2 separate regions of the Homo sapiens genome follow, and region 1 is linked to region 2. The links are chromatin loops, found by intact Hi-C in ENCODE. Cell type or tissue: A673. All regions are shown on one strand. Links, peaks and the distances in the headings refer to the core of each region. The heading gives the core; the rest is flanking DNA. Region 1 holds the start of LOC107986734 (a long non-coding RNA gene). Region 2 has its middle 52 kb from the start of MATCAP2.

What was found. A loop is a pair of places that touch in the nucleus more often than their neighbours do. Peaks named below come from ENCODE experiments on the same cell type or tissue, not always from the same donor. Only the 100,000 strongest peaks of a DNase experiment are listed, where the experiment ranks them.
Region 1: it touches region 2 in a loop (10-fold over the local background); 83 of 110 quality-filtered maps call a loop at or near these places.

The regions. Positions count from the first base shown.
Region 1 is chr7:35,987,771-35,993,150 of GRCh38, reverse strand. LOC107986734 (a long non-coding RNA gene) reads left to right here and starts at 1,663. Exons shown (of 3, transcript XR_001745010.1): 1 at 1,663-1,702; 2 at 3,946-4,178. In A673, for the core only: no CTCF peak of the experiment used is centred there; no DNase peak of the experiment used is centred there.
Region 2 is chr7:36,312,987-36,318,366 of GRCh38, reverse strand. No RefSeq gene overlaps it. Among named protein-coding and RNA genes, the nearest start is that of MATCAP2, 52 kb to the left of the region's middle. In A673, for the core only: no CTCF peak of the experiment used is centred there; a DNase peak (open chromatin) is centred at 2,636.

The DNA.
Region 1 (5,380 bases), core at 131-5,130, 330 kb after region 2:
TAAGTTTGATAGTTAAGGAAATAGTGTTGTGAATTATTTTAAAGTAATGACTCTTCCAAACTAATTAGCACCTAAATATTTTTATAACAGTTTTATTGAGATATCACATGCTTTACAATTCAATTTTAAGTGTGCAATTCAATGGTTTTTAGTACATTTACAGAATTGTGTGACCGTCACCACAATCAATTTTAGTAAATTTTTATAATCCCCCAAAGAAACTTTGTATTCATTAGCTATCACTCCCCAATCTCCTCACGCCACCTCCCAGTCCTAGGCAACCACTAATCTTTCCATCTTCATAGATTTGTCTGTTCTGGACATTTCCTATATATGGAATCATAGAATATGTGGTCTTTTGTGACTGGCTTCTTTCATTTTGCAAAATGTTTTTCAGTTTCATCCATGTTGTGGCATGTATGAGTGCTTCATTCCTTTTTATGACAAATAAGATGCCATTGTATTGACATGTTACATTTTGTTTAGCCATCAGTTGATGGACACTAGGTTCTTTCCACCTTTACGCTATTATGAATAATGCAGATACAAACATTCACAGGCAAGTTTATGTGTAAACACATGCTTTCAGTTCTCTTGGGTATACACCTAGGAATGTGTTAAAATAGTTAATTGGGAGGCTATTAGGCTGAGACAGCTCCAGCACATTGGGTTCCTATGTAAGCAAACCAAAACCCAATTTGATGTAAACAGTAAATGAAACTAAAGCTTAACCAATCAGAAGCCACCAACTAACCTCTAACTAAGGACTTTCCACCTTAACCAATCAAGTATTTTCATTGTCTTGCTTCCACAAACACCTTATAAAAGTTTCTTCTTGCACGCCTTCACTGAACTGCTGTGGTCTGGTACTGATGAATTCATGAATCACTGAATGCTCAAATAAACTCATTAAAAATTTTCATGTGCCTCAGTATTTATTTATTTAGACAGGGTTTCACTCAGTCACCCAAGATGGAGTATAGTGGCATGATCTCAGCTCACTGCAGCCTCTGCCTCCCAGGCTCAAGCAGTCCTCCCACCTCAGCCTCCTGGGTGGGAGGAGTACCTGGTACCACAGGTGCGTGCCACCATGTCTGGTTAATTTTTGTATTTTTGTAGAGACAGGGTTTTGCTATGTCACCCAGACTGGTCTCGAACTCTTGAACTCAAGCAATCCTCCTGCCTTAGCCTCCCAAAGTACTGGGATTACAGGCATGAGCCACCGTGCCCCAGCCCTCAGTTTGTTTTTAACAAGTGGAATTGCCGGGTCAAATGATAACCCTGTGTTTACTTTTTGAAGGAACTGCCAGACTGTTTTCCAAAGTAGATCCACCATTCTACATTCCCACCAGCAGCGTGTGGAACTTTTGCTTCCTCCACATTCTCACTAACACTTGTTATCTGCTTTTTTGAGGAAAGCCATCATAGTGGATGATATGGTTTGGCTGTGTCCCCACCCACATCTCATCTTGAATTCTCATGTGTTGTGGGAGGGACCTGGTGGGAGGTAATTGAGTCATGGGGGCAGGACTTTCCCATGCTGTTCTAGTGATAGCAAATAAGTCTCACAAGATCTGATGGTATTATAAGGGGGAGTTTCCCTGCCCAATCTCTCTCTTTGCCTGCCGCCATCCACCTAAGATGTTACTTGCTCCTCCTTGCCTTCTGCCATGATTGTGAGGCCTCCCCAGTCATGTGGACTGTAAGCCATTAAACCTCTTTCTTTTGTAAATTGTCCAGTCTCAGGTATGTCTTTATCAGCAGCATGAAAATGGACTAATACAGTGGATGTAAAATAGTATCTCATTGTGGTTTTTATTAGCATTTCTTTGACGGTTGTGCTGAACCTCTTTTCATGTGGTTGTATATTTGGACAAATGTCTATTGAGATTCTTTGCCCACTTTTTAATTGAGTTTGTCTTATTGTTGAGTTTTAAGAGTTCTATATATTCTAGAATACAAGTCCCTTAACAAATATATGATTTGCAAATATTTTCTTCCATTGTGTGTGTTGTCTTTCACTTTCTGAATAGTGTCCTCTGTAGCACAGAATTTTTAATGTTGATGAATTTCTATTTATTTTTTTCTTTTGTTGTTCATACTTTTGATGTCATATCTCACAAACCATTGCCAAATTCAAGGTAATGAAGATTCACCCCTGTGTTTTCTTCTAAGAGTTTTTTATCTCTCAAATTTAGGTATTTGATCCATTTTTAGTAAATTAGGAGTCCAAGTTCATTCTTCTGCATGTGGATATCTAGTCCCAGCACCATTTGTTGAAAAGACTCTTCTTTCTCTGATTGAATTATTTTGGCACTTTTGTTGGACATCAGTTGACTGTAAATGTAAGAATTTCTGGATGCTTGGTTCTATTCTACTGATCTATATGTCTATCTTAATGCCAGTACCACACTGTCTTGATTACTGTAGATTTATAGGTTTTGAAATCAGAAGTTTGAGTCCTCCAATTTTGTTCTTCTTTTTCTGTATCATTTTGGCTATTCTAGGTCTTTTGAGTTTCTATGTGAATATTAGAATTAATTTGCCCATTTTTGCAAAGAAGCCAGCTGGGGGGCAGGGGGTGGTTGTGTGTGCTGATAGGGATTCTGTTAAATCTGTAGATCAGTTTGGGGAGTATTGCCATCTTAACAATATTCGGTCTTCTGATCCATGAACATGAGATGTCTGTCCATCTTTTTACATTGTCTAACATTTTTCAACAGTGTTTTGTAGTTTATAGAGTATAAGTTTTGTACTTCTTTTATTAACTTCCTAAGTATTTTATTCTTTTTTATTATATTAATAAATGGAATTGTTTTCTTAATTTCATTTTTGGATTGTTCGTTGCCAGTGTATAGAAATACAATTGATTTGGCTGGGCGCGGTGGCTCACACTTGTAATCCCAACACTTTGGGGGGCTGAGGCAGGTGGATCACCTGAGGTCAGGAGTTCAAGACCAGCCTGACCAACATGGTGAAACCCTGTCTCTACTAAAAATACAAAAATTAGCCGGGTGTGGTGGCGGGTGCCTGTAGACCCAGCTACATGGGAGGCTGAGACAGGAGAATGGCGTGAACCCGGGAGGCGGAGCTTGCAGTGAGCGGAGATCATGCCACTGTACTCCAGCCTGGGTGACAGAGCAAGGATTCGTCTCAAAAATAAAAATAAAAAGAAATACAATTGATTTGTATATAAATTGTCATTGTATACTGCAATTTTGCCCAACTTGGTTACTAGTTCTAATAGTTTTTTCATGGATTCCTTAGGATTTTCTATATATAAGATCATATCATCTGCAAATACAGTTTTTCTTCATCTTTTACTATCTGGATGCCTTTTATTTCATTTTCTTATACCCTAAATCTTAAAAAATAAATCTTAATGTTCATTTTTTGTTTGCTTAAAGCAAAGTTCAGTATCAATTATATCTCAATAAAGCTGTTTTTAAGGAAACATTTAAACTTCCCTTAAAACCATCACATTTGTGTGCGGGGGAAGGTGGGAGGGAAGCTGTTAATATGTTGGCCCATTTCCTTCTAAGCTTTTTTTTTCTAGGTATATTTGGATGCTTAGCCATAAATATAATTGGACTCATATTGTATAGATATTTTAGTCCTGTTCTCAGGAACTCAATGCACAGTCAAGCCGTTCTCAGGATTAAGAGGCTTTATGAACATTAAAAACAAAATCTTAGCCTTATTGAATGACGGTGTCCTGGAACAGGAGGCGGTGGAGAGACTGAGTGCAGCTACACACAGAGCACCCCTACTCCTGCGGGGTAGGGGGGTTGTCCCATGGCCTCGGGGACAGCACAGCACCCAAGTCCCTGCATCTCTCTCGTAGGAGAAAATGAAGGTCACACAGGCCGCCTGGATTTCATGGGCTCTTTTAAATGTCTAAATACCTCTAAATGTCTGGTTTTTCTGCTATTCTTTAATCCTTAGATAAGGGTTCAGAGCCTGTGCTTCCAAGATGACTTTGGGACCAGGGTGTATGAGGAGGTAGGAAGGCGTGGCCCCTGCACGAGGCCTGGCTGGGAAACGCCGCTGTGATCACATCGTTCATCACTCACTGCTGACCACCTGACAGTTTTCCAGGACCAAGCCTCCTGCACTGTGTGATTCTGGGAACATCTCCTCTGGCTCACAAGGTCTGAAAAGCAAACCAGTCAGCTATGGTATGGAAAACAGTTTTTACTGCCAGAGTTCTTCCCAGCAGGTTCTTATGTGACTTGTTTGTGCTTCAGCTTGGCCCTAATCAGTTCATGTTCTGGGCAAAGGCACTCGCTAAATATTATTTCAGCAGATGTAACATTTACATTTTCCAATGTCAATAAGAAGGCCTCAAAAGCAGGATTTTTTGTAGGGGCAAAATATTACATTGTCTGATTAGATCATAATAGATTTAACCAGTTCCTCCAAAAAGAGACTGGAATCTCTTTGATGGCCACAAGCACTGAGTTCTTAATGTACTTCCTTGGATAAGGCTGTGTGTCACCAGCAATGGTGGCCAGCACTAAAGCTATCCTCCATCTTTCCAACAAGGACAATTCACAGACAAGCCCCATCACTTAAAGACATGGCCAGGGCTTCCCAGGGTGAGGTCTGGCCCTCAATTCTGGTTCTTCTATAAAATTCACAAAGCCTGATAGTGTTTGGCCACAGAAAAAGAGAGAGTTTTCCCAGTGGGACATGTTAGGGTTGAACACTTTAAAGAGAGCAATTTACTTCTAATATCAATTCTGAAGGAAAGCAGTAAGGAAATTCCTGTCAGACCTAGGCTGTTTGTATTTACAGGAACCTACGCGATCGCCAGGCGACCCACACAAATCCATCCAGGTGCCAGGGTGTGAGTCAACACTGGTAACTCAACAGGGACAGAAGGGCAGACACAGGCCTGGAAATCGCTCCATGTGCCTAACAAATTCCCCACAGCCTCATGGCATTTCTTGTAGGTTTCATGGCATCTGGAGAGACCCTCTGGGGCTTCTGCCCACCATTTTTGCCTGGCTGTTACCTCTGTGGGCCATGTCTGCAGAGAACTGTGCTTGTCATCCTCCCAGCCTCGGAACACTATCATCACTGACAGGGCACGTGACCCCTCTTCTGGCTTTTTTTTTTTGCTTAAGATTCCTTTTGCTCCCATACCCATCTCCTCACCAGTATGTTTGAGATGTATCCCTGGATGTGTACCTGGCTGTCTGGTGTCACTGTGTGTATATTTTATATTTGCATTTTACTCGGCTTTAGTCCTGGCTCATTCTACTTCTTACTTGCTGCTGCTGCTGCTGCTGTGTGTGTGTGTGTGTGTGTGTGTGTGTGTGTGTGTGTGTATAGTTTGTGACTCCTCAGGCCTCTGCCCATTTTATGTCAAGAACAT
Region 2 (5,380 bases), core at 269-5,268:
CCCGCCTCGACCTCCCAAAGTTCTCGGATTACAGGAGTGAGCCACCGCACCCAGCCCCATTGTTTCTAGAGCACAGGCAAGGCTGGGAAATTCAGTTTCTAATCTTAAACTCCCCTTTGCTTAGATAACAGCTTTCTAGCTTTCACCAGACCCTGGATTCCCAGTAATAATGCATCCTTCAGACCCTTTAAGCCTCTGGACTGTCTTCAAATAAAATACTGGAAATTGCAGAGGTCTGACTCCCTCTCATCCCAGCCCACCCTCCTCCAGGTACACAGACCTCCTATAAACTGAGGTTCCTTCCGAGGGCTGTTAGGCAAACTTCTGAGGTTTTTAGGAGTTAGATATGTGAGTGGCTTTATCTGAGACAATTCTACAAGAACATGAACATACTAAATGTTGAGGATGAGAATGAAGGCCTTTGCCTCCACAGCCTGCAGAAGCCATCTGGAAGCTGCCAATGGTGGGGACCGAGGCTGAGGCTGGCTCCTAGAAGTTTTCATCCTCTTATGCTTTCACTGCTCCTAGCTGGCAGCACATCTTCCACCCAAGAACCTCAATGCCAAAACCACTCAGAGTCTGACTGCTTCTTGCCAGGAGACCTATGAGACCCCTCTAGGAGATAAGAATGAAAAGATCTGATTTCCAACTTCTCTGCAATTTGGTCTTCTTAGATAAGTAAATGATGATCAATGCTGTTCAGAAAAATTCAGAAGAAAACTTCAGAGAAATTCCTAGAGCTGCAGTTGCTTACCAGTTCTGTAAATAGTAAGGATTTACCCAACATCAGTCTTGTTTGGTAATTAGATTAGTGAAAAAATCCTCACTGCCAGCTCCATTAGGAAAGTGAAGCCAAGGACTTAAGACTTTTAATAAAATAGCCACAGTAACAATAGTTCCCCTGCTGTTATCTGTCTGTCAGCTTCAATCCTAAACTTTTTCAGCTGCCTGGCTGATCTCTGACATAGGGCCAGGTAGCTATCATCCTTGCTACTGAAAGAATCCCTTACCTAGCCATTGAAAGCCACACCAAAATTCCAAGTAAATAAACCACCACAGTTCTTGACATTTTAGTCAGCCCCGTCTATATCGTCTTTAGTATTATTTATGGTAGGCTCAAACTGGGCATGACGGTACGTTCCCAGCTACTTGGGAGGCTGAGGTGGGAGGATCGCTTGAGCCTAGGAGTTTGAGGACAGCCTAGGCAAGATAGCGAGACCTCATTTCTGTAAAGAAAATATGTAACACACACACACACACACGGCAGCACCCTGTTTTAACCAACTCCCTCCACATCAGTATTTCTCAAAGTATGAGCCTCAGAGCATGGCCACCAATTCAACTGGGCCACAGGCCAGGCCTAGTCAATGTTTCTTCATCAGACTCTGGGTTAGGGCTTAGGAATCCACAGGTCAGGAAGTCCCACGGGTGATTCTTCCAGGTATCTACGTGTGAGGACCACTGCCCCGGGAAAAATTCTCCTTGCTGGATATCATGAAGGAAACTGGAGGCCTGGGGAATTGCCCCCCATCACTCAGCAAGTCTGGTGGTATCGACGGCCTAGTCCTTGTGTTCCTGATTCTGTCCTTGGGCTTTTAGAGTCCAGAGAATGGGGGAGATTTATAGTCCAGAAAATTCATAGGAACCCTTCATGCATAGAACAGGTATGGTGCCCATTTGCCAAGAGGTAAAGCCATCTCTGGAATTTCTATTTTAAAATGCCACTTCCAGGTATCTCAGAACTCAGAGCAAAGAGACTACCACACAATACACAGCAGGCCTGGGGCTGGAGCCTGTCACTCTTCTCTGGCTGTGTCCAAAGTAGCTGATGCTGGTGCAGCCACAACCCCAGCCAATCGCACTCACTCCTCATCACTGGAGTCCTCCTTAGTGCGCCTCACCCTGAGCATTGATCCTTTAAGTAAATAATTCATCATGATGAAAGTCAGCAAGACACTGCGTCCTCCATCACTGACTGTGGATCGGAATTCGGCCGGCTAAGCAGACACTATATTAGGCACTCCCAGAACCAAAAGCACCAAGCGAAGCCTGCCTTATGTGGTTTGACCCCAGAGCTCAGGAAAACAGAAGCAGGTGAGAAATCCCTTCCATGGCCTTTTATCTCTCTCCCTTCTTCCTCGTCCCCAGGCCACCTGGAAGGAGGGAGTCGGTGAACCATCTCTTTTCCTGCTGCTCTCTTTAGCAGGCCTTCGAACTTCACTGCCCTTGCAGACCCAAGTTTTCCACATTACCAAGCCCAGCCTGGCCACCCAGGCACACAGATTTGAGAAAAAGAGGGTGCCTCCCTCCATCCCTACCTTCCTGGAGGGATAAAGGCAGAAGCAGGAGACACCCCTGGGAAGCAAGAGCAAGGCCCCAGGGTGCCTAGGACAGGGCCTCACCTTTGCCTTTGAAGCTTATCCTTGCTATCGCAGGCTGCGCCTGCACTCCTGGCCTGCAGTGGCCCGGTGGCCTGGCTACCCCTGAACCTCTGCCGTCTCCTTTCTGCTGTCTGTGTGTTTCTGGGGCAAAACCAAGCTCTCAGGTCAACCTCAGCTACTCAGCCTTCTAAGCAGTTTCCAGAAAGCAGGAAGTAGCAGGAAATGCTCCCTAGACTGTCTCATTTGCATGAGCCCCGCCCACCTTTGTCAAGGACGTTTGTTTTCCGTGACCCTCCTTCCAATCTGACTTCTTTCATTATCCCCCACCCACTGCACTCACTCCTTAGCTCAGTAAAACTCGAGTCCCTAATGCCCTCCCAACAATAATAATTTAATTAAATAATTTGTCGCAATAGAAGTCAGCAGAGTACTTGGGAAATGGCATCTTCCATCACTGACTACTGGCAATTGGCCAGACACCAAAACCAAAAGCTGCAGGGCAATCCTGCCTTATGTGGTTTGACCCTGAAGGTCAGGGTTGCCCCTACTCTCACTGGTGGCCTCTCTCATGCCCAGCAAACTCCTTCCAACAAGGGTCCCCTTGCCTATTTTCAGTGGTGGTTTAAACTCTGTGCCCCCCACTTCTGATGGGGCCCTGACATCTGAACTTGTCCCCCTGTATGGTGTTGGCTCCCACAAAGGGGCCTCCTCATGCTTGGCTGGGGACCGTCCACCCCTGGACACTGCTCAGCTCTGCACAGAAGCCAGGATTGAAAGACATCCTCCAGACTGTAGAAAATTGCCCCCATCCCCAGGGCATGTTCTGCATTTCTCAGTGCCATCCTGCTCACAGATTTGGGTGGTCTGGGAACTCCCCAAACCTTTCCATCCACATTGCACTCCTGTCTTCCCTAGAGACACTTGGCCACCACTGAAGATAATGATGGTGGTGACGATTTCATGCCAAATATATTTCATTTAATCTTTATGACAATATTAAAGGTAGTAGACATACCTCCATTTTTCAGGTAAAGAAACTGAGAGGCTCAGAGGGGTCGAGTGACTTTCCCAAAGTCACACCAATAGTAATTTCCGGAAAGGATCTGAACAGGAGTTTGGGCTCATAACACCCATTATAGCCATGCTCTTAGTGCTACCCAGGGCTTCCCTCACTCTCTTCCTGTCAATGCCCTGAAACTTGCTTCAACCTCCAGCTCCACCTGGCACCTTTCCAGGGACCCACTCCCAAAGGGTGGGTAAATGTCACCCTAGCTCTGATGCTCAGACGCAGAGATACTGCAGAGAGGATGGGGTAGTGGTGGTGGAAGAAAGCAAGGAAGGGAGAGGACACCCTTGAGGTGAGAGACAAGCTTCACTGGTAACCCCAGGGTTTCTCTGCTCTCTGCTCTCTCCCTCCCCACATCAGGATCTGCCCTGGGTGACAAGACCAAGGGAGGTGAGCTGGTGGAGACCGGCACCATCCCAGGTCTCCCTCAGCCTATTTGTTGCTGCTCTTGGCTACAGAGCCTTCTTTGGGGAGGCGGGCAGAGCCACATTCCACCTGACTTTGTGGGGCTGAGTAGTTCTCCTGCATTCCCTCTCTGAACTTCATTCATTCATTTGCTTCTCCAATGCCATGATGTGCCAGGTTCTGGGGATACAGACATGATCATCTATTAGTCTCCTAGGGGTGTCATAACAAATTACCATCAATTGAGAGGCTTACAACTAGAGAAATTTATTCACCCATGGTACTGGAGTCAGGGAGTCCAAAATCAAGGTATGAGCGAGGCCACTCCCTCTGAAGCCTGCAGGGAGGACCCTGCCTCTCCTCTTCCAGCCTCGGACGCTGCTCCGCAGTGTTCCTTGGCTTGCAGCTCCATCACTGTAATCTCTGCCTCCGTGGCCACTTGGCCCTCTCCCTGTTTGTTTCTGTTTTTTCTTCTTCTTATATGAATACTAAGTCATATAGGATGAAGGGCTCACTCTACTCCAGTAGGACCTTATCTTAATTGTGTCTGCAATGACCCTATTTGCAAATAAAGTCACAGTCTAAAGTACTAGGGGTTAGGATTTTAATATAAATTTTGAGGGGACACATTTCAGCCCATAAGAAAAGGTAACAGCCTCCCTGCTCTTAAAACATCATCATGATCAATCATCACCATCGTCATCATCATCATCATCATCATCGGGACTGTCATCTTCAGGTAAGCTTCCCTCTACTTCTCTACATGTGCAGTCTGGCTGGGAGGCAGGCCTGACAGCCGAGGCACTCCACGGTTTGATGTGTGTTCTCATAGAGGAATGTCCCACCCTTGACGGGAGCACAGCAGACCCATCATGGAAGGCTCTGGAAGGGCAGGTTTCCCCACCCGCTCCCAACTGCCTGGGCAGTTGACCTATAGGCACCCTAGTTCAACTTGTCCAAAACGGGGATTAGCATCTTCTCCCCAAACCTGGCTCTTTTCCTGAATTTTTCTTTTTTCTTTTTTTTTAAACCTAACAAAGATCAACTTCTTAGAAACCTGAAGCTGGTCAGGGTGGAGGCAGAACTCGAACCCATGTCCTTGTGACACTCAACAGTGTCCCAATAGCCCACCTCTGCACTTGCTTTCCAGCCCCTCAGGCCTTTCTCTGAGACTAGTGTGACCAACCTGGCCCCCACCAGCTCTGCTAACACCTTAGCCGAAGGACCGCACAATAATATGCCGGCAACGAGAGCCATCCCCCATCCCTGCCCCGATACCTGCGCCGCTCCCGGCACTGCGGATGCAGGCCCCCTCCTCTACCTGTTCCTACTCCCACACAAGCCTGCAATGCTCCCCAGCGCCGCAGAACCACCTCAACATCCTTAGCCTGCCTTGGAAGAGCTGGCCTGTGGCTCCCGTCAGTCTCCTCTCCATATCTCGTCCTAAGCTCTTGCCAGGAGCAGCCACATCACTGCTGTCCTCCCTCCACACCCCGGCCCTCCTGGTCCCCTCTTCCGGGGATGCCAT